Linked DNA regions of Homo sapiens: region 2 is linked to region 1. The links are chromatin loops, found by intact Hi-C in ENCODE. Cell type or tissue: GM12878. All regions are shown on one strand. Each heading gives the region's core, and the rest is flanking DNA. Links, peaks and the distances in the headings are about the cores only.

Region 1 (10,625 bases), core at 1,554-9,553:
CCTCAAACCCAACCTTTTGCCACATTCTGTCTCTCCCTACACATTTCTGCAGATGTATCTATCTCACCCTCAGAGGTGTCTGAATCACTTGAGAATCTATAGTGTCTGCCATGGAGCCTGGCATCAACAAATGTTTGCTGAATGAACCCCCCCCATGCTGATGAACCACTCCCTCTTGTGCACATTCACTGACTTTTGAAGGCACCCAGGGGAAAGAAGAGCTGTTGTGCTCTAAGCACTGTGTACTCAACTGCTTCCCCTGCAACCCTCCGGCCACCTTTTGGCAGGTGCTATGATGGCCTCCACCTGAGAGAGGCCACACAGTGAGAGGTGGACCCAGGACTTGCACCCTAGTTGGCTGGTACAGAGCCCACACTCATACCCGCCACGTGCCCCACCTCCCCAGAACCCAGCCAGAATGTATCCCCCTCCATACTCGCCCCTGGGGCCCAAACCCTAGCATGCTTCTGCCATCTGCACCCCTTGCCTTCTCCCTGGGATCCCCACCCTTGTCCACCCCTGAAGGCAGGTCAGTGCCACGCCCTAAAACAAAGGCTTGAGTGGATGCCATTTCTGCCACTTCTCCCTAGATAAACACTGGCAGAGGGGCCCCGAAACGCAGGGGTGAAGACATTCACTGCTGAAAAAATCTGGATGACTCGAACACCCATCCATGAAGGGGGTCACGAAAGCTGTGCTTTGTTTAGCCCCTTGAACACCACGCAGCTGTCAAGGACCGAGGCAGGTTGACAAGAATCCCCTCACACATACAGACAAGCAAAACACTGTCACAGGGCGATATATTTATATGATCCCTTTTGGATTAAAAAGCTCATGAAACTTTTCTCTGGTTCAGTTTATATTATTATAGAATACATTTCGGGGCAGCCTCTGGAAGGACTGTGGGAGACCAGTGCCATATCTGAATGGTGTGAATGATACAGGAAAAACTACAATTTTTAAAACTTTAAAAAACAAAAACTGTCACAACCACCACAAACAAAAATAGCCTTAGGGAAAAAAAGGAAAAAAATGAATAGGGCTGGGATCCTGCCGTCAACTTTCTAGTTTCTTAAGAGTTAAGTTTTTGGCCAGGCGCAGTGGCTCACGCCTGTAATCCTGGCACTTTGGGAGGCCGAGGCGGGCAGATCACTTGAGGTCAGGAGTTCAAGACCAGCCTGACCAATATGGTGAAACCTCATCTCTACCAAAAATACAAAAATTAGCCGGGTATGGTGGTGCACGTCTGTAGTCCCAGCTACTCGGGAGGCTGAGGCAGAAGAATCGCTTGAACCCAGGAGGTAGAGGTTGCGGTGAGCCGAGATGGCGCCACTGTACTCCAACCTAGGTGACAGAGCGAGACTTCATCTCAAAAAAAAAAAAAAAAAAAAGAGTTAAGAGTTAAGTTTTCAGCTGGGCATGGTGACTCACACCTGTAATCCCAGCACTTTGAGAGGCTGAGACAGTCAGATTGTCTGAACTCAGGAGTTCAAGACCAGCCTGGGCAACATGGCAAGACCCTCTCTCTACTAAAAATACAAAAATTGGCTGGGCATGGTGGTACACGCCTGTAATCCCAGCTACTCGGGAGGCTGAGGCACAGAATAGCTTGAACTTGGGAGGCAGAGGTTGCAGTGAGCCGCAATCACGCCACTGCACTCCAGCCTGGGTAACAGAATGAGACCCTGTCTCCAAAAAAAAAATAAATAAATAAATAAAAAAGTTAAGTTTTCTACATTAAACATGTATTATAGTTATAATACTTGAGTTTGTGGAAGTGGACAGGCAGGGCCAAGAGGAATGGCTGAATTGCAGAGCCTTGTATACAGAATGCCTGCTGGTATAGAAGCTAAGCCTGTAGCTTATTTCAAGGACTGTGCCAGACAAATGCCAGTGCAGAGAGGCCAAAAGCCAAACCTGTGGACTTTCTGGACTTCAGTTCCAGAATGGTGCCAGCCTCCTGGCCCTTAAGTACACTGGGGGCCAGGGCTCCTTGTCTCTGGGCCTAGTGCCTCCTGGGCATTCACTAACTCAACAACTGTTGAATGAATGGAATGCCCAGGCCAATGAGCCTGCCCCTGACAGGTGGAGTGGAGGGCATTTTTCTTTGCCCCTGTCCCTCCCTTTGATCCTAGAACCCATAATCCTGTTCAGATCTTTGAGGACAAGACCCTCAGGTTGTTAGATTTCCGCAGACCTGAGCCTTCTATAATGCTTGTCACACAGCTGAATGGAAGATGCTTGCCCAGGTCCCAAGTGGTACCCACAGGAACAGGCCCCTGGAGTACAGGAGACAGGCCACCTGGCCCACCCCTGGTACAACCCCCTCCCACCCACTCATTAAGAGGGAGGGCCCCTAAAAGCCCTTCTTGCCCTTTCTTCAACCTGTATCAGCATCCCCAGAAAGCAAGGCATCCCAGAGGTCAACCTCAGAGGAAACGCAGACTGCTCTCCCCACTCAAGAGCAGAATGACATGGGAAGATTCTAACATCTCTAGGCCTCAGCTTCCCAATCTGTAAAAAGGGACTGCTGCTGATGGGGTTAAATGAGTTAATTAAGTAAAGCGCTTGGCACAGAGCCTGGCACACAAGACATCCTCAAAACAATGGTGGCTGCTATTGTTATTATTATTAGCATTGTGGTGATTCCGGAAGGCAGCACTGGGCATGGGGCCAAGGGGGTTGGGGGAGCCTCCTCAGGATGCCTCAGGGACCAGCTGCCACCCACACCCCCATCAGCAGTTAGGCAGCTTCTACCTCCTTGTCCTGAGTCCTGCCTCACCCCTCCCACTTGCTCCAAGTTCCCTGCTGAGACCCCATCCTGCCTGGCCAGACCCCGCCTGCACACCAGAGCCCCACCTTCACCCATAGGCTGCGCCAGTCAAACTGGTCTCCACACCCTGCCCTGTGCCCCACAGTTCCCAGCTCCAGGCTTCTACGCCTCCAATCCCTTCTCCCACTGGAATTCAGCCGCCTCTTCTGGGCCCTCCAGTCTGAATTCGTCTTGAGCTCAGCGATCAGGGAGGGCTTTATTAAAGGATCTCCCTGAGACATTTTCTCTCCTGGCACTGGGGGCCTCCTCTCCAGCTCCCAGAGGCCCAGCCCACCTAGTCCTTCTACAGAGACTCAGGGGTCGGCCTGCCTGATTAATGAGGTTCCATGGCAACCAGGGCCTGGGAGGGTGGAGGGTGGCAGATGGAAGGACAGGCAGAGGGAGGGGATCAGCAGCTGGTCCAGCTGCCCCGCCCCTGCAGAGAAGGCCTCCCAGCCAGGAGGGCTGTCCCCAGAGGCCTGGCCGGCCAGGCCTGCACCTGGCAGTCAGCATCGAGGCAGGAAGGAGGGTCTCCTCAATGGCTCACCAACGGTTAGGCCCCAGGACTTTCCTCCGCCCCGCCTTCACTTCCCCTAGCAGCTGTGCTCACTACCGAGATGCAAATTCTGAGCTGAAGCCAGCAGGCCTCAGTTCAAATCCCAGCCCCACCACCTGCAGCCGTGTGACCAGGGGCAAGTCACTTTCCCTCTCTGGGCCTCAGTTCCTCCTCCGTCAGATGGGCACAGTGACAACACAGCTCACAGCGGGGTTGTGAGTTTTAGCTGGCTTGAAGTCGCCCAAAGGCCTGGCATGCAGTAAACGCCAGTTGAATACACGTGGGCTATTATTATCACTGAGTCCGACGCTGGGGAGGCTCCGGTGAGGAAGCTGAGGCGCAGAGCACAGAGCAGCAAACAGGGACCGGCCCGAGGTCACCCCGCACCCCAGGGCGGGGCCCGGAGGCCCAACCCCGGCTCTGCACCGCCCAGCCTGGGCGCCTCAGTCAACCCCTCCCCCGCCCCCTGCCGCCTCCAGGCCAAACACGGCGCCCTCCCGGGTCTGCGCGGGGGGCACAGGCGGCGCTGTCGGCGCGGCGTCCCTGGGGTCCGTACCGGCGGGCGGCCGAGCGCGGGCCGCGGCGCACTGGGTGTGGGCCGGGGCGCCTGCGGTGTGGCGAAGAGCAGCAGGTCAGGGTCGCAGGGGCCGGCGGCGGGCGCCGCGGGGCCGGTGGGAGCCGGCGGGGCGCTGGCGTCCTGCGCGGCGGAGATGATGACGATCTGCGAGGAGTCGAGCAGCCGCAGCGCGCCGGCCCCGAGCAGGGCCTCCAGCGCCGGCGCGCATGGGCCGCCCGCAGGGGCCCCGGCCAAGGCCATGACGCTCACGGCCCGCGCGGCCCGGGTGACAGGCGGCGGCGGCGGCGCGGGCCCATGGCGGCAGGCCTCGGCGAGGGCTCGATCCCGCTCCGCCCCCGGCCGCCGCTGCCTGCAAAGTCCCGGCCACTTTTACGCGCCAAATCCTTTTTGCCGCGAAAGAGCCACGAGCCGCCGAGCGCCGCCACAATTGGCTGCCCCGGCCGTGACGGGAACAACGGCGGCGGTTCCTATTGGCTTTAACGCGCCGGACCCGGCGGCGAGGGGCGGGATGGGGCGGCGGCGCGGGGCGGTACGGCCAATGGCGGGGCGGGGCGCGCGCAGGCTTTGTCCGGATGGTACCAGGCGCGGTGTGACTCCCCGCCCCCAGCCCGGGCGTCCCCTGCTGGAGGCGTGGGGACACCGGAACATAGGCCCCGCCCCGCCCCGACGCTCCCGCATCCCACTGACCTTTCTATAGTGCAGGTTCAGAACAGAGCCTCTCTTCTGCACGTGACCCTCAACCTGTAGCCCCCAACAGCCTCAGCTTAGATTTCCAGAGACTGTCCCCTCTTCTTTTCAGGATCATCAGTTCCACAGCCCAGCCATCAGCCACCTCTTCCATCCTCAACTTGCCTCACCCATGACATTATCCTAATCCTGCACCCAGCCCTATCCCGCTCACCCAGAGCCCAAGCTGAAGAGCGGTGCCTGGAAATGGCGAGGGGGACGTCGGGCTTTCCTGCAAGTCCCATTTTAGCCAAAATCTCCAACAGCCAACGTATAGCATCTGCTTGAACTCATTCATTCCCTCACTCATTCAACAAACGTTTGGAGAGCTTGCTCTGTGCCCCATCCTCAATTCGTGGCCCTAAGGAGCTCACAGTCCAGTAGACAGGGGAACAGAAAGGTAACAGACGTTTACAATACGATGAAGTGGCGTCTGGGCGCGGTGGCTCACCACCGGAATCCCTGTAATCAGCTGGCGGGGTGGATCGCATGAGCCCAGGAGTTCGAGACCAGCCTGATCAACATGGTGAAGACCCATCTCTACAAAAAATACAAAAATTAGCCAGGCATGGTGGCGTGTGCCCGTAGTCCCAGCTACTTGGGAGGCTGAGGTGGGAGGATTGCTTGAGCCCGAGAAGTCGAGGCTGCAGTGAGCTATGATCATGCCACTGCACACCAGCCTGGGCGACAGAGCGAGATCCTGTCTCTAAAACAAAAAAAGAAAACACATCACTTCTAGGGAGCCCTCCCAAGGATTTACTCACTTCCTCTATTGCCCACTGCTGCCTCTGCTCCAATGCTGACCACACACACTCCTTTTCTCCATCTGCCTCCCCTGCCAATCTAGGAGCTCAGTAGCGACTCCTCCCAACACTGGTCTGGCCCAGAGCAGGCGCTGAGAAAGGTTATGAAAGAAACAGAGGCTAAGCCAGAGGCTGCCTAGACTGTGACAAGGAGACCACGGTTCTGCAAGGGTGGTCCTTAGGCCACTGGCTTCAGAACCACGTGGTCACTTGCTAATTTTGGGCCCACCCTGGCCCTGCCAATTTAAAATCTCTAGGTGCCCAAGAATCTGCATTTTAACAATGCCATGTCCCCTTTCCAGGTGATATTTGTTATTCTTTTTCTTTTTTTTTTTTTGACACTTAGGGAATTAGAAAAGCCAGTATCTTATTTTTTTTTTCCTATTTATTTTATATAGACGAGGTCTCACTATGTTGCCCAGGGTAGTCTCAAACCCCTGGGCTCAAGAGATCCTCCCGCCTCAGCCTCCAGCATAGCTGGTACTCCAGGTGACTGCCACCTCACCAAGCTTCCAGGTTATTTTTATGCATACTCACATTTGAAAGCAAACTGGTGTACCAGCATAATCAAAATGAGTGGTGCAGCCTCAAATCACAGCTCCTGAGGATGCTTCTCACCCTTAGTTTCAAATGGGCACACAGACCTTGCCCTGGCCCCTTCCAGGGTTGCCAGGAGAATGAAAAGCATAAGGAATTGGAAAGTGTTTTACAAACTATGAGGTGGTTTAGGAAATCAGGAGTTGTTTTCCCCTCCAATGAGTAGTTTCTGAAATTACTCATTGCAAATCCTAGAATGTATCATAGCTAGAAGGGACCACAGAGACCACATAAGCCTCTTGCTGTATGGATAGGAAAACTGAGGCCCTTTCAGGAGAAAGTAACTGTGAAGCCAACCAGTGACCAAATTGGGCCTACACTGCATTCCCAGCCCTGAGGTCTGCCTGTCCCCCTTCCCCATCCCCTCTCCATAAAGAAGCTGAGGGGTAGGTCCCATTCTAAACAACCAACGCAGGTGCTGGCAGAGAGCAAGAGAAACCAGCACATTCCCATTCCAGATGGAAAGAGTGTCCTTTCCCTGCACCTTCCCACAGGGTCCCAGTAACACTAACATTCATTTGTGTGAAGCCCTCTCAAACCCAAGTCATTCAACAAACACTTATTAAGCACCTATTATATACCAAGCACTGTGCTGGTTTAACTGTGGTGGCTGGCAAAGAGAGATGTCTATTATTATTGCTCCATTTTATGATGAGGAAATTTGAGGCCAAAAGGGCCTGAGTTTACCAAGTAGATGAAAAGGTTATTTTTCAGGCTTGGTGAGGCTGAGGTTGGGGGTTTTCCAAAGTCCTGCCCGCCCCAGAGTATTCAAGTACACATCCAGGTAGAAGTAGGCGCCCTCCGTCCCACAATCCTTCAGGTCCTGCTGAAGCAGAAAGGAGTGAAGACCAGCATTCCTAGCATGAAACTGAGGAAGAGATAAGGGCCTTCTGTACCTATTAATACCTACTTGAAAGCAGAAAAGCCTGATAGATGAGGCCCCTTGGCCCTAAGCCTGGCAGCTCCTGATAAGGCTGTTCTCAATGTCAACAGTTTTCAAAAAACAGTTTCCAAAAAATCCACAGTCACTGGGCAGCCACTTCCATTGATGATCTCCTTTCAACCCCATAATCCCGTAAGTAAGCTTGTTTATCCACATGGTGCAGGAAGGAAGAGGCTCAGAGAGGGGCATTCATAGCTCAAGGTCACACAGCAGAACTGAGATGAGAACTTCACTTGTCCCACTGCAAAACCCAGGACCTGCCCTTGCCACCCTCTGTAAATACCCCAAAAGCCAGGCTCAGGGCTGTCAAGATTATAAAGTGTAGTTTCTAAAGGGTATTATGGTGGATAGTGGCTTGGTTCATAGGTGCTTATTTCCATCACCACCTTCACCAACCAAACTAGAGGAGTTCGAGGGGATGCAATCTGTTGGGCCCACAATCCTGTGCCTGGAGACCTCTTTCCCTTGGTTCTTTCCAAGAAGCAGAGTGGTGTAGAGGTGATAGCATGGGCTTCTAAATCAGGTGGGTGTAATCAGAAATCTTGGTCAACATGACCTTGGACAAGTCAATTCACTTCATTCAATCCACAGATATTTACTGAGCACCTATTATGTGTCAGACATTGTGCTAGGTGCTGGGGACACAGTTATAAGTAAAACAGACCCCTGGAACTCACAGTCCAGTGGGAAAGTTAGGAATTATTTCTCTGTCACTGCACAGTATGCTTGTTAAGAAGTTTGACAAGTGACACAAATAATTTAAACCTATTTATTCCACAAACAGCACCTCCCCTAAGCATACATTCTTAGCTTACAAAAAAACAAAAATTCACCAAACATGAATATCCAGTCATGATAAGGAATGCATAATTGGGAGAAAAGATTCTGTGATGACTTAATTTTATGAAGGGCACAGAGATGTCCATTGTTGAGTTGTGGCAGAGGGAGGTGGGGAGTTTTGCATCTGCAACAATCCCTCAATGCTACCCTGACTGACAGTTTACTGTCCCTGGAGATATTCTGTCACTGTGCCAGTTCTGGCTATATCTGAACAGACCTCTTGCCCATCCAAAAGGCAGTCTAACATAGAAACAAGCCTTTGGAGTCGGGTGGCCCCCAACCCTGTGGCTTCCCGCCTCTGTGATCTTGGGGAAGTGATTCACCCTCTTGAAGAGCTTTGCTTGCCTCATCTGCAGAACAACAGATAACAGCTTCTTTACACGATGCGTGTCAAAGTTTAAGAAAACAAAACAAGCAGAGTTTGCAAACTGGCCCCCAGATATAACTCAATTTGCCCATAGAAGATTTTTCTTGAATTATGAATTTGTTTTAAGATTTGAGGAAATTGGAAAATACCATATAAAAATTAACATGTCTGGCTTTTCTTTCTCTTTTCTTTTTTTTTTTTGAGACGGAGTTTCACTATTGTTGCCCAGGCTGGAGTGCAGTGGTGTGATCTCGGCTCACCACAACCTCCGCCTCCCGGGTTCAAGTGATTCTCCTGCCTCAGCCTCCCCAGTAGCTGGGATTACAGGCGCCTGCCACCAAGCCCGGCTAATTTTGTATCTTTAGTAAAGACGGGGTTTCTCCATGTTGGTCAGGCTGTTCTCGAACTCCTGACCTCAGGTGATCCGCCCGCCTCGGGTTCCCAAAGTGCTGGGATTATAAGCGTAAGCCACCGTGCCTGGCCTCTTTTTTTTTTTCTTTTGAAATGGGAGTCTCCCTGTCACCCAGGCTGAAGTGCCGTGGCGTGATCTCAGCTCACTGCAACCTCCGTCTCCCAGGTTCTGGCAATTCTCCTGCTTCAGCCTCCCAAGTAGCTGGGATTACAGGTGTGTGCCACCATACCAGGCTAATTTTTGTATTTTTAGTAGAGACGGGGTTTCACCATGTTGGCCAGGCTGGTCTGGAACTCCTGACCTCAGATGATCCACCCGCCTCGGCCTCCCAAAGTGCTGGGATTACAGGCGTGAGCCACCACGCTTGGCCTCTGGCTTTCTTTTCAAACAGCAGTATCTGGCTATACTGGCCAGGCCATCACGGTGCTAAACAGTTGTTGTCCCCCAGCTAGCGAGGGCCTTACCCTCCAGGCCACCAGAGTCCTTCCCTGGCATGCCTCACTCAGTTCTTGCCCTGCCATTCCAGGGATGAACAGCCACCCCTCATGTACAGTGCCTGGCACAGAGTGAGCACCCAAAAAATGTGAGCTGCTGTTAGTCTTATTACCGCCAAGGAACTGACTGGTACCAGCACAGCTTCTCTGCCTTGCAAGTAACCAAAGATAACATATGGACAGGCCGGGTGTCGTGGCCCATGCCTGTAATTCCAGCACTTTGGGAGGCCGAGGCAGGTGGATCATCTGAGGTCAGGAGTTCGAGACCAGCCTGGCCAACATGGTGAAACCCCGTCTCTACTAAAAATACAAAAATTAGCTGGGCGTGGTGGTGGGCACCTGTAATCCCAGCTACACAGGTGGCTGAGGCAGGAGAATTGCTGGAACCTGGGAGGCAGAGGTTGCAGTGAGCCAAGACTACACCATTGCATTCCAGTCTGGGCAACAAGAGTGAAACTCCATCTAAAAACAAACAAACAAACAACAACAACAACAAAAACATGGACATAGAAGAGAGGGAAAAGTGGATATTCGTGGCTGGGTGCGGTGGCTCACGCCTGTAATTCCAGCACTTTGGGAAGCCGAGGTGGGTGGATCACCTGAGGTCAGGAGTTCGAGAGCAGCCTGACCAACATGGTGAAACCCCATCTCTATTAAAAATACAAAAATTAGCTGGGTGTGGTGGCAGGCGACTGTAATCCCAGCAACTTGGGAGGCTGAGGCAGGAGAATCACTTGAACCGGGGAGGTGGAGGTTGTAGTGAGCCAAGATCAAGCCATTGCACTCCAGCCTGGGTGACAGAGTGAGACTCCATCTCAAAAAAAAAAAAAAAAAGGCAGATATTTGTAATCAAACAGCAGACAGGGGGTTTGGTGCCAGCCAGCAGCCTGGCTGTGTGGCCTTGGCCAAGTCCTTCACCATCAGTTGGCCCATATGTTCCGTGGGTTCAGGCCAGAGGGTCTGAGGTCCAAGGTAACTGCATAGGTCTCAGTCGATTCTCAAGTCTCCCCCCAGCCCTGGTCACTCTCTGAGTGCACGCTCTGGGGACCTCCCTTCTCTCCAAGCCTCACCCATGGCAACTTCCTTTCTCTGCGTCACCCAAGCCTCTCAGGAGGGGTCATGCTTTTCCAAGGAGTGGGGCGAAACCGGACATATGACTATGCCTCCTCTGACCAGGGCCACAGCGAAGGTGGGAGTAGGAGGCCTTTACAGTTGAGGGGCTCAGTTTTTTCATCTGTAAAATAGTGATGATAATAATCATAGTGTTTACCTGATGGAGTTGTTAGGACATTGAGTTATTAACATGCCTGGCACATAGGGAGAGCTCAATGAATGTCAGCTGTTGTGAAGAGTGCAGAATGACTCCCTGAAGTGGCTTGCCTACACTCCCCTCTCAATTTTTCCTCTGAAGAAATGCTTCTTGCTGGGCGCAATGGCTCACGCCTGTAATCCCAGCACTTTGGGAGGCCAAGGCGGGTGGATCACCTGAGGTCAGGAG
Region 2 (10,625 bases), core at 2,529-10,528, 92 kb after region 1:
GGGGCAAGAGAGGCAGGGAAGCTGGGCAAAGCTTTGGCCAGCCAAGGGGCAGAGATTTCTGGCAGTGATGACTTATTCCCGTTTGCACTTGATAAATTTTCTTTGGCTCTTGCCCTTCTGATTTGTGGATTATCTGTGAGTTCCTGTGGCTGTGTGACTCTGGAGTGAGATGCCAAGTAAAGGGAAGGAAGCACCTGCTCTGTGCCAAGCTTTGCCTTTAGTGACATGAATCCCTGCAGCCCTGGGAGGTAGGTGATATTCTCCCCATTTTGAAGATGAAGACACTGAGGTTCAAAGAGAAGTGACCTGCCCACCAGAGTAACAACATCAGCAGAGTTTAGATTCGAACCCTAGTGTGAGATCTTGGAAGCCTCATAGCCCTGGTCTTGGAGTTTGCAGGTTGAAGATTGAGCCCGATGCTGATGACCCTGTGCAGTCCCCTTGCAGGGTCATAGTGCCAGTGGCCCTTTGTAGACATTGGAGCTGTTGTCCTGTCCCAAAAGTAAGGCCCAATGAGCCAGGCCCCCATTTGGATGGCCTGAAGGTGGAATGGTGTCATGGGTAGTGATAAGGGTTCTGGAGCCATTGGCCTGTGCTTAAATCCTGTCTTGACTGCAAATCCAGTGGATGACCTTGGGCAAGGTATTCAGCCACTCTGAGCCTCGGTTTTCTCCTCTGTGAAATGGGGATCACAGTAGTGCCTGCCCTACTGGATTATTTATAAGGATCAAGTAAGACAAGGCTGAGGCTCTTAGACATGGTACCTGGAACATAGTAGGTACTCAATAAATGTTATTGCTACAATTATTATTATTTGTGTTATTTAAGTAGAAGTTTGGCTGCATGCAGTAGAAACCTCAAATAACAGTGACTTATACACCATGAGAGTTGATTCTGTCTCATAGTGACATTTGAGTGGCTGTGGTGGCTTCATCATATCTTTAGAAGTCCAAGCCCTGTCATTCTGGTTTCTGTTCCCTGTCAGCCACATTGCCTTGGCCTGCCTATGTGTACTTTCCCCAAACCTCTCAAATGACTTTTAGTCATGCCACTATATCTTTACTGTATGTTTAATATTTCCTTTTAAAAAATAAGATTTGGCTGGGTGCAGTGGCTCACTCTTGTAATCCCAGCACTTTGGGAGTCCGAGGAGGGCAGATCACTTGAGGTCAGGAGTTTGAGACCAGCCTGGCCAACACAGTGAAACCCTGTCTCTACTAAAAAAAAAAAAAAAAAAAAAAAAATTAGCTGGGTGTGGTGGCACACTCCTGTAGTCCCAGCCACTCCGGAGCCTGAGGCAGGAGAATCGCTCAAACTCGGGAGGTGGAGGTTGCAGTGAGCCAAGATTGTGCCACTGCACTCCATCCAGCCTGGGTGACAGAGAGAGAGACTCCGTCTCAAAAAAGAAAAAAGAGAAAAATAAGATTTATTGATTTTTTCCCCCAATTGCAAAAGTCAATGTTCAATGCAGAGAAAACAATTTTGTAAAAACCCACACAAAAACAAAAAACCAAAACTGTCACCCAGAGATCGCCACTGCACTATTAACCTCTTGGTGGATATCCTTTGGCATATATGTGTAATAAATATGTTTACAGATATGGATACAGATATAAATATCACAGACTATATTTGAGTCAGGTGATGCCAAATAGAGTCACTGAATTTGGTGAAAATTCATCACACTGTCTTCCTGTAGCGCAATGTCCAACAAACAGACTGATTTAATGGGATCACTGCACATGTGGTTTTATCACTTAAAACTTTTTCACTTAAAACAGTAATATAGCTGGGCATGGTGGCTTATGCCTGTAATCCTAGCACTGTGGGAGGCCGAGGCAGGCAGATCACTTGAGGCCAGGAGTTCAAAACCAGCCTGAGCAACATGATGAAACCTTGCCTGTACAAAAAATACAAAAATTAGCCAGGCATGGTGGCATGTGCCTGTAGTCCCAGTTACTTGGGAGGCTGAGCTGGATTGCTTGAGTCCAGGAGTTCAAGGCTGCAGTGAGCCGTGATCATGCCACTGCACTCGTGAGACCCTGTCTCGGGGAAAAACAAAAACATCAGTAATATGGACATCTTTGCATTTCAGCAACAATAGACCTGCCTCATTCTTTAAACAGCTACTTTGTATTCCATTGTGCATGGTGTACTGTGATTTACTTCTGTCATCTCCCATTGTTGGTTAGTGAGGTTATTTTCAGTTTGTCATCAGTATAACAATTATACAGGGAACAACTTCGGAAGTACATCTTTGCTCTTTTCTAAGTTCCTAGAAGTGATTTTGCAGGTCAGAGTTGAAAGGGTTTTGTTTTTTTTTTTTTTTGAGATGGAGTCTCGCTCTGTTGCCCAGGCTGGAGTGCAATGGCAGGATCTCAGCTCACTACAACCTTCGCCTCCCAGGTTCAAGTGATTCTCCTGCCTCAGCCTTTCTAGTAGCTGCGACTACAAGGCACCTGCCACCATGCCCCGCTAATTTTTTGTATTTTTAGTAGAGACGGGGTTTCACCATGTTAGCCAGGATGGTCTCGATCCCTGACCTCGTGATCTACCCACCTCGGCCTCCCAAAGTGCTAGGATTACAGGTGTGAGCCACCGTGCCCGGCCTTTTTTTTTTTTTTTTAAAGATTAATTATCTACTTCAAAAACTATATGTATACAGTGCAATATTGTAAAACTATCACAGGACATAGAGTGAACAGGAATTCTCCATCCACTGTGACCCACTTCCCCATATCACGGGCAATCATGTTCGAAAAGTGTTCTTTGTAAACCTCTTATTTTGTCATAATTTTATTATTGATTGATTGATTTTTGAGACAGGATCTTGCTCAGTCACCCAGGCTGGAGTACAGTGGCACAATCATGGCTTGCTGTAGCCTTGACTTCCCTGGCTCAAACAATCCATCCCCCTCAGCCTCCTGAGTAGCTGGGACTACAGGTGTGTGCCACCACTGCCAGCTAATTTTGGTATTTTTTGTAGAGACAGGGTCTTGCTATATTGCCCAGGCTGGCCTAGAACTCCAAGGCTCAAGCAATCCACCCTCCTCAGCCTCCCAAAGTACTAGGATTACAGGCATAAGCCACCATGCCTGGCCTTCAATATATGTGTTTTAAAGCTTTCCTTTGTTTCATGAATTTAACTTATGTATGTATTTTAATTTTAATATAATTAATTAATTAATTTTTTGTTTAGAGACAGGGTCTCACTCCATCACCAAGGCTGGAAAGCAGTGGCATGATCATGGCTCACTGCAGCCTTGACCCTTGACCTCCCCAGTCTCAGGTGATTCTCCCACCTCAGCCTCCTGGGTAGCTGGGACTACAAGCATGCACCACCATGCCCATCTGATTTTTTTTTTTAAACTTTTTGTAGAAACAGGGTTTCGCCATATTGCTCAGGCTTGTCTCAAATTCCTGGGCTCAAGTGATCCTCCTACCTTGGCCTCCCAAAGTGCTGGGATTACAGGCATGAGCCACTGCACCTGGCCTTTTTTTTTTTTTGAGACAGGATCTCACTCTGTCACCCAGGCTAGAGCACAGTAGCATGATCACAGCTCACTGCAGCCTTCGCCTCCGGGGCTCAAGCAATCCTCCAGCTCAGCCTCCTGAGTAGCTGGGACCACAGGTGTGTGCCACCAGGCCTGGCTAATTTTTTATTTTTTATAAAGATGGAATTTCACCATGTTGACCAGACTGGTCTGGAACTCCTGGGCTCAAGCGGTCCACCTGCCTTGTTCTCCCAAAGGTCTGGGATTATAGGCGTGAGCCACACACCTGGCCAATTTTTATTTTTTTAGAGACAGAGTCTCACTGTGTTGTCCAGTCTAGAGTGCATCAGCTATTCACAGGTGTGGTCGCCTTGCCTCAGCCTCCCCAGTAGCTAGGACTACAGGCAGGCGCCATCACTCCTAGGTAAATTTGTTTGTTTGTTTGTTTGTAGAGACAGGGTCTTACTGTGTTGCCCAGGCTGGTCTTGAACTCCTGGCCTCAAGTGATCCTCCTGCCTGGCCTTCCCAAAGTGCTGGGATTACAGGCGTAAGCCATCACACCTGGCCTGTATTTCCTAAAAACAAGGATAACCTCTTCCATAAGGGCAATATACTATAGTTACCAAAATCAGGAAGTTGGGCTCTGTGCGGTGGCTCATGCCTGTAATCCCAGCACTTTGGGAGGCTGAGGTAGACAGATTGCTTGAGCCCAGAAGTTTGAGACCAACCTGGACTACGTGGCAAAACCCCGTCTTTACCAAAAAAAAAAAAAAAAAAAAAAAGAGGTGGGTATGGTAGCATATGCCTGTGGTCTCAGCTGCTCAGGAGGCTGAGGCAGAAGAATTGCTTTAGCCCGGGAGGTACAGGTTGCAGTGAGCTGAGATCGCACCACTGCACTCCCGCCTGAAGGACAGAGTGAGACCCTATCTCAAAAAAAAAAAAAAAAAAAAAAAAAAATCAGGCCAGGTGCGGTGGCTCACACCTGTAATCCCAACACTTTGGGAGGCTGAGGTGGGCGGATCACCTGAAGTCAGGAGTTCGAGACCAGCCTGGCCAACATGGCGAAATGCCGTATCTACTAAATTATAAAAATTAGCTGGGTGTGGTGGCGGGCACCTGTATTCCCAGTTACTTGGGAGGCTGAGGCAGGAGAATCCCTTGAACCTGGGAGACGGAAGTTGCAGTGAGCCGAGATCGGGCCACTGCACTCCAGCCTGGGTGACAGAGCGAGACTCTTGTCTCAAAAAAAAAAAAAAAGAAGAAAAAGAAATCAGGAAGTTAATATCAGTACAATTCTATTATCTAATTACAGGCCTTACTCAGAATTTTCCAATTGTTCCAATAACATGCTTTAGAGAAAAAGAAAAAAAAGGTTTTTTTGAACCAGAATCACATGTTGAATTCAGTTGTCATGTCTCTCTCGTCTCTCTTGTGTCCTATAAGCTGGAACAGTTCCTCCTTCTGTCTTTGTCTTCGAGACCTTGATATTTCTGAAGAGTATAGACAGGTTATTCTGTAGAATGTCCTCAGTTTGGGTTTGCCTGATTTTACCCTATGATTAAATTCAGGTCATGCACTTTTGTCAGGAATGTCACAACAAATACTGTGTCCTCCTCCGTGTGTCATATCAGGAGGCATGTGATGTTGATTTGCTCTATTACTGGTGATGTTACCTTGGATGACTTAATTCAGGTGCTGTTTCTGGCAGGAGATTTTAATTTTCCTGGCTATTGGTAAACAATCTCTGACACAAATCTATGTCTCCCCCAAACCCAGCCCCTGAAGCATGTGAGATTCTGTCCTTTCCCATCTCACCAGCTAGTTAAGTCTCTGCCCTCCTGGTACCTCTGCTCCCACCCCACCTTCCCTTTCTTGCTGCCTGGAGGCATTTAGTATGTGGCTTCTTTCTTTTTCTTTTCTTTTTTTATTTTTTTTGAGACAGAGTCTCTCTCCGTCACCCAGGCTGAAGTGCAGTGGCATGATCTTGGCTCACCGCAACCTCTGCCCTCCTGGGTTCAAGTGATTCTTGTGCCTCAGCCTCCTGAGTAGCTGGGATTACAGGTGTGAGCCACCACACCTGGCTAATTTTTGTATTTTTAGTAAAGACGGCATTTCTCCATGTTGGCCAGGTTGGTCTCGAACTCCTGACCTTAAGTGATCCGCCCACCTCGGCCTCCCAAAGTGCTGGGATTACAGGCATGAGCCACCGCGCCTGGCTAGTGTGTGGTTTCAGAGTGCGCCTGGCTAGTGTGTAGTTTCAGAGTGCGGTCTATGGGGCTCCCCTGGGCCCTTCGCAGGTGCAGCCTGCCTGGGGTTTCCCACAGGCAGTACTCTACACAGCCTGCCTTTTGGTTTTTGCTTTGAATTGTTCACCTACCTGTGACATTCCTCACTGATAACTCATTGTAAATAGGTCAATATGCTGGCAAATGTTTTCTTTTTTCTTTTCTTTTTTTGTCTGATAATACCCTTTCTTCCTTAGCTGGCACATGTTTTCATGATGGGGAGATGGTGGTGTCTTTTCTCCCTTCAGAGTGGTTGGTGGCCTGAGACTGCTGTTGTGAGGACATGTTTATGAGCTGTTTGGCACAGTTGTGTTTTTTGACTCTGTATTAGGCCATTCTTGCACTGCTATAAAGAAATACCTGAGACTGGGTAATTTATAAGAAAAGAGGCTTATTTGACTCACGGTTCAGCAGGCTGTACAGGAAGCATAGTGTCTGAGCTAGCAGATCTGCCACTGGGGAGGCCTCAGGAGGCTTTTACTCATGGCAGGAGGAGAAGGGGAAGTAGACATGTCACATGGCCAGAGCAGGAGCCAGATAGAGAGAGAGGGAGGCGCCATACACTTTTAAACAGCTAGATCTCATGAGAACTCACTCACTATCCTGAGGACTGCACCAAGGGGATGGTCCTAAACCATTCATGAGAAATCCACCCCCATGATCCAATCACCTCCCACCAGAACTCACCTCCAGCACTGGGGATTATAGTTCAACATGAGATTTAGGTGGGGACACAGATACAAACTATGTCAGACTCTGTGACAATCTCCCTTTTTTTTTTTTTTTTTTTTGAGATGGAGTCTCACTGTGTCGCCCAGGCTGGAGTGCAGTAGCGTGATCTCAGCTCACTGCATCCTGCATCTCCCAGGTTCAAGTGATTCTCCTGCCTCAGCCTCCTGAGTAGCTGGGGTTACAGGCAGGTGCCACCACGCCTGGCTAATGTTTGTATTTTTAGTAGAGACAGGGTTTCACCGTATTGGCCAGGCTGGTCTTGAACTCCTGACCTCAGGTGATCTGCCCACCTCAGCCTCCCAAAGTGCTGGGATTACAGGCATGAGGCACTGCATCCAGCCATGTGACAATTGTAAGAATGAGTGACAGGCAGGTCTGTTTGGGACTCACACCCCATATTTTGAATGAGGAGGCCCAGCAGGTCAGAAATGGGAAGGCGCTGGGCTTGGATCCCCATCTGTCTGACTCTTTAATGTAACAAGTTCTCACTGGTGCTGGGAGCAGCTTGTGAATGGGCAAGATGTGGTATCTGGAACAGGGACCACTTGCTAGTGGAGGAGACAGACAATAACCAAGTAAGCAAATAATAAATAATTCCAGGTAAGAAGTGGTAAGAAGAAAATAAAACTGAGTGATGTAATAGGGAGTGACTGGGAGTGCATCGTGGGGGGCAACTTGAGACAGGGTGGCCAGGAGGGCCTCTTTGGGGAGGTGACATTTGAGCTGAGATATGAAGGATGAGAAGGCACTGCCTGGGGAAGACTTGGGGAAGAGTGTTCCGGGGAACAGGAACAGCCAGTGCCAAGGCCCTGAGGTGGGAATGAGCCTGGTGTGTTCAAGGTAGGTCAAGGAGGCCAGGGTGGCCAGAGCAGAGTGAGTGAGGTGGAGAAAGGAGAAGGATGAGGTCTGAGAGGTGGGAGTGGGTCAGACCACAGGGCCTTGTAGGCCAAGGTGGGAGGTGGGTTAAGCAATGGTGTGGCATGGTCTGACTTACTTTTTTTTTTTGTTTCTTTTTTGAGACAGAGTCTCACTCTGCCGCCCAGGCTGGAGTGCAGTGGTGCGATCTCGGCTCACTGCAACCTCCGCCTCCTGGGTTTAAGTGATTCTCCTGACTCAGTCTCCTGAGTAGCTGGGATTACAGGTCCACGCTACCACGCCTGGCTAATTTTTGTATTTTTAGTAGAGAGACGGGGTTTCATCATGTTGGCCAGGCTGGTCTCAAACTCCTGACCTCAGGTGATGCGCCTGCCTCGGCCTCCCGAAGTACTGGGATTACAGGTGTGAGTCACCACACCAGGCCTTTTTTTTTTTTTCTTATTTAAATAGAGACAGGTTCTCTTTCTGTTACCCAGGCTGGAGTGTAGTGGCATAATCATGGCTCACTGTAACTTCAAAACCCCTGGGCTTAAGCGATCCTCCTGCCTTAGCCTCTTGAGTAGCTGGGAAGCCACCACATCTAGCTAATTTTTAAATTTTTCATAGGGATAGGGGTCTTGCCATGTTGCCCAGGCTGATTTTGAACTCCTGGTCTCAAACAATCCTCTCACCTTGGCCTCCTAAAGTATTGGGATTGCAGGTGTGAGCCAGCCACTGTGCTCAGCCTGTTTCATTTTTAAAGGTGCCCCTGGCCACCCTGTGGAGAATGGACTACAGGAGGCAAGGCAGGGGCAGGGTGGCCAGCGAGGAGGCTACTGCACAAGTCCGAACAAGAGATGATGGCGCTCAGATGAGGACAGGCAGTGGCAATTGAGAAGAGTGGATGGATTTGGAATGAATTAACTGTAGGATGTTGCCTCCTAATGTTGGCCCTGGGGTGGCCGGGGCGCTGCTTCCTATGCCTGCTGTGTTTCCTCCCTCATCTCTCCTGCTCCTTCCACTTAGGTGTGTCAAATGTGTCAACAAATACTCCACCCCTGAGGCCCTGGAGCACCACCTGCAGACCGCCACTCACAACTTCCCCTGCCCACACTGCCAGAAGGTGGGTGCCACTGTCCTCTTTTCTGGGGCCTAGGCTATAATAAGGGCAAGGAGGTGGGGTGGGGTGCACACCTCACCCTTTCCTTCTCCTCTCTCACCATAGGACACGCAGGCAGGGCTCAGGGGCTGCTCCACAGATGACACAGTGTCTCTGCCTGGCCATCTCATCCATCACATTCCAGATGTGGCCATGTCGGGGCTGCTGCTGGAGCCAGGCTGGGTGGGCTGTCCTGGTCCCAGGCCTAGTGTCTGAGCAGAAGCCTCCCAGCTTCCTGATGTAAGATTATCCTTATTACAATTGGCTCTTCTTTTTAATTTTTTTTTTTTTTTGAGACAGGGTCTTACTCTGTCACCAGGCTAGTGTGCAGTGGTTTGATCATGGCTCACCGCAGCCTCAACCTCCTGGGCTCAGCCCCCTGAGTAGCTGGGACTATAGGCATGTGCCACCATGCCCAGCTAATTTTTGTATTTTTTATAGAGATGGAGTTTCACCGTGTTGCCCAGGCTGGTCTCAAACTCCTGGGCTTAAGGGACCTGTCCACCTTGACCTCCCAAAGTGCTGGGATTACACGCATGAGCCACTGCACCCAGCCTAAATTTTTTGTAGAGATAGGGCTCACTATGTTACCCAGGCTGGTCTCAAACTCTTGGCCTCAAGTGATCCTCCCACCTCAGACTCCCAGAGTGTTGGGATTACAGGTATGAGCCATCATGCCCAGCCTGGATTCTTCTTTTCAGTGACTCTGAAAGCCTCACTAAAGCCTGTTCCTGATAACATCAAACATCCAGGAAGTGTTCCAATTTCTAGTTGTCTCAAAGCTTCATCATTTTGTAAAGTTCATTTGAATCAGGTCCATAGATTGCAATTGATTGACATAACAAAAGCCTCTATTAATCTACAGGTCCCCACCACCACCCCTGACCACTGCTCCCTTTTTTCTTTCCTCTGAATTTATTTGTTGAAGAAACTGGGCCATTTGGTTCAGCGGTGTTCCCCGCAGTCTGGATTTTGCTGATTACGTCTCCCTGGTGTGTTTAACTTGCTTCTTCACTCTACTCATTTTCTTACAACCATATGTGGCAGATTTTCCAGGACAGCCCTGGTTTCATTTTGGCCTCATTCTGGATGTTTCTTATTATCTAACCTAATTTTAAGCTTTAGAAGTTGTGGTCCGAGTAAAAGATACCATGAATTGAGCAAGAACCACATGCCAGATGCTGTTCTGAGCATTTCACTGGAATTGACTAGAGGATAGGTGTACTGTTACTATCCCCCTTTATAGGTGGGGAAACCAAGGCAGAAAGGTCACCTAGCTGGGAAACGATGGGGCTAATAAGCAGTGGGGCAGCTGGGTCTGTGCCCGTGACCAACGCTCTACCAAAATGAATGAATGTGTGAATACATGCCCTTCTTTTGCCTGGACTGGAAAGAGATTTTCACTTCTGTGTTTTCTGGCTTTAAAAAAATTACCTTTCATACAAAAATTAGCTGGGTGTGGTGGTGGGCGCCTGTAATCCCAGCACTTCGGGAGGCTGAGGCGGGTGGATCACCTGAGGTCAGGAGTTAGAGACCAGCCTAACCAACATGGAGAAACCCTGTCTCTACTAAAAATAAAAATTAGCCGGGAGTGGTGGCAGGCACCTGTAATCCCAGCTACTCAGGAGGCTGAGGCAGGAGAATCGCTTGAACCTGGGAGGCAGAGGTTGCAGTGAGCCAAGATTGCACCATTGCACTCCAGCCTGGACAATATGAGCGAAACTGCATCTCAAATAAAATAAAATAAAATAAATAAAAGTAAAAAATTACCTTTCCATAGATTTCTTTAGTAATTTGCTCATTTTCCATTAATTCTTTTACTTGTCAGTCATTTGACCCAGGCTCTGTGCTGGGGAGTGAAAGCCCCTCTCTGCCTACTTGGAGCTCCTGTGTAAGCAAAGGGCTGTCATTCAGTGGGTTAAATGCTGACTTAAAAGTGTGGGTGGACATTCAAAGGCAGAATTGGCTTTGCCAGGCATAGCACCAGGGAGCTAGGGAAGGCTTGACAGGAGCAGTGACGCCCGAGTTGGGTCTTGAAGGATGTGTAAGAGTTTGTCAGTAAAGAGAGAAAGGCCCTCTGGGTGGGAAGAACATCCGGGC

The links. Peaks named below come from ENCODE experiments on the same cell type or tissue, not always from the same donor. Only the 100,000 strongest peaks of a DNase experiment are listed, where the experiment ranks them.
Region 2: it touches region 1 in a loop (4-fold over the local background); 4 of 110 quality-filtered maps call a loop at or near these places.

What each region holds. Positions count from the first base shown.
Region 1 is chr20:33,682,080-33,692,704 of GRCh38, forward strand. E2F1 (E2F transcription factor 1) reads right to left here and starts at 4,306. Exons shown (of 7, transcript NM_005225.3): 1 at 3,925-4,306. The coding sequence starts at 4,185. RefSeq lists silencers at 3,676-4,035, 4,146-4,645. In GM12878, for the core only: a CTCF peak has its summit at 4,588 (motif pointing left); DNase peaks (open chromatin) are centred at 3,412 and 4,472; H3K4me3 peaks cover 2,625 bases; H3K27ac peaks cover 2,348 bases.
Region 2 is chr20:33,772,899-33,783,523 of GRCh38, forward strand. It overlaps ZNF341 (zinc finger protein 341), which reads left to right. Exons shown (of 15, transcript NM_001282933.2): 11 at 8,393-8,489. Among named protein-coding and RNA genes, the nearest start is that of ZNF341-AS1, 33 kb to the right of the region's middle. RefSeq lists enhancers at 614-683, 5,840-6,129, 6,165-6,459 and a silencer at 5,700-5,749. In GM12878, for the core only: no CTCF peak of the experiment used is centred there; DNase peaks (open chromatin) are centred at 5,079, 5,853 and 6,203; H3K27ac peaks cover 3,451 bases.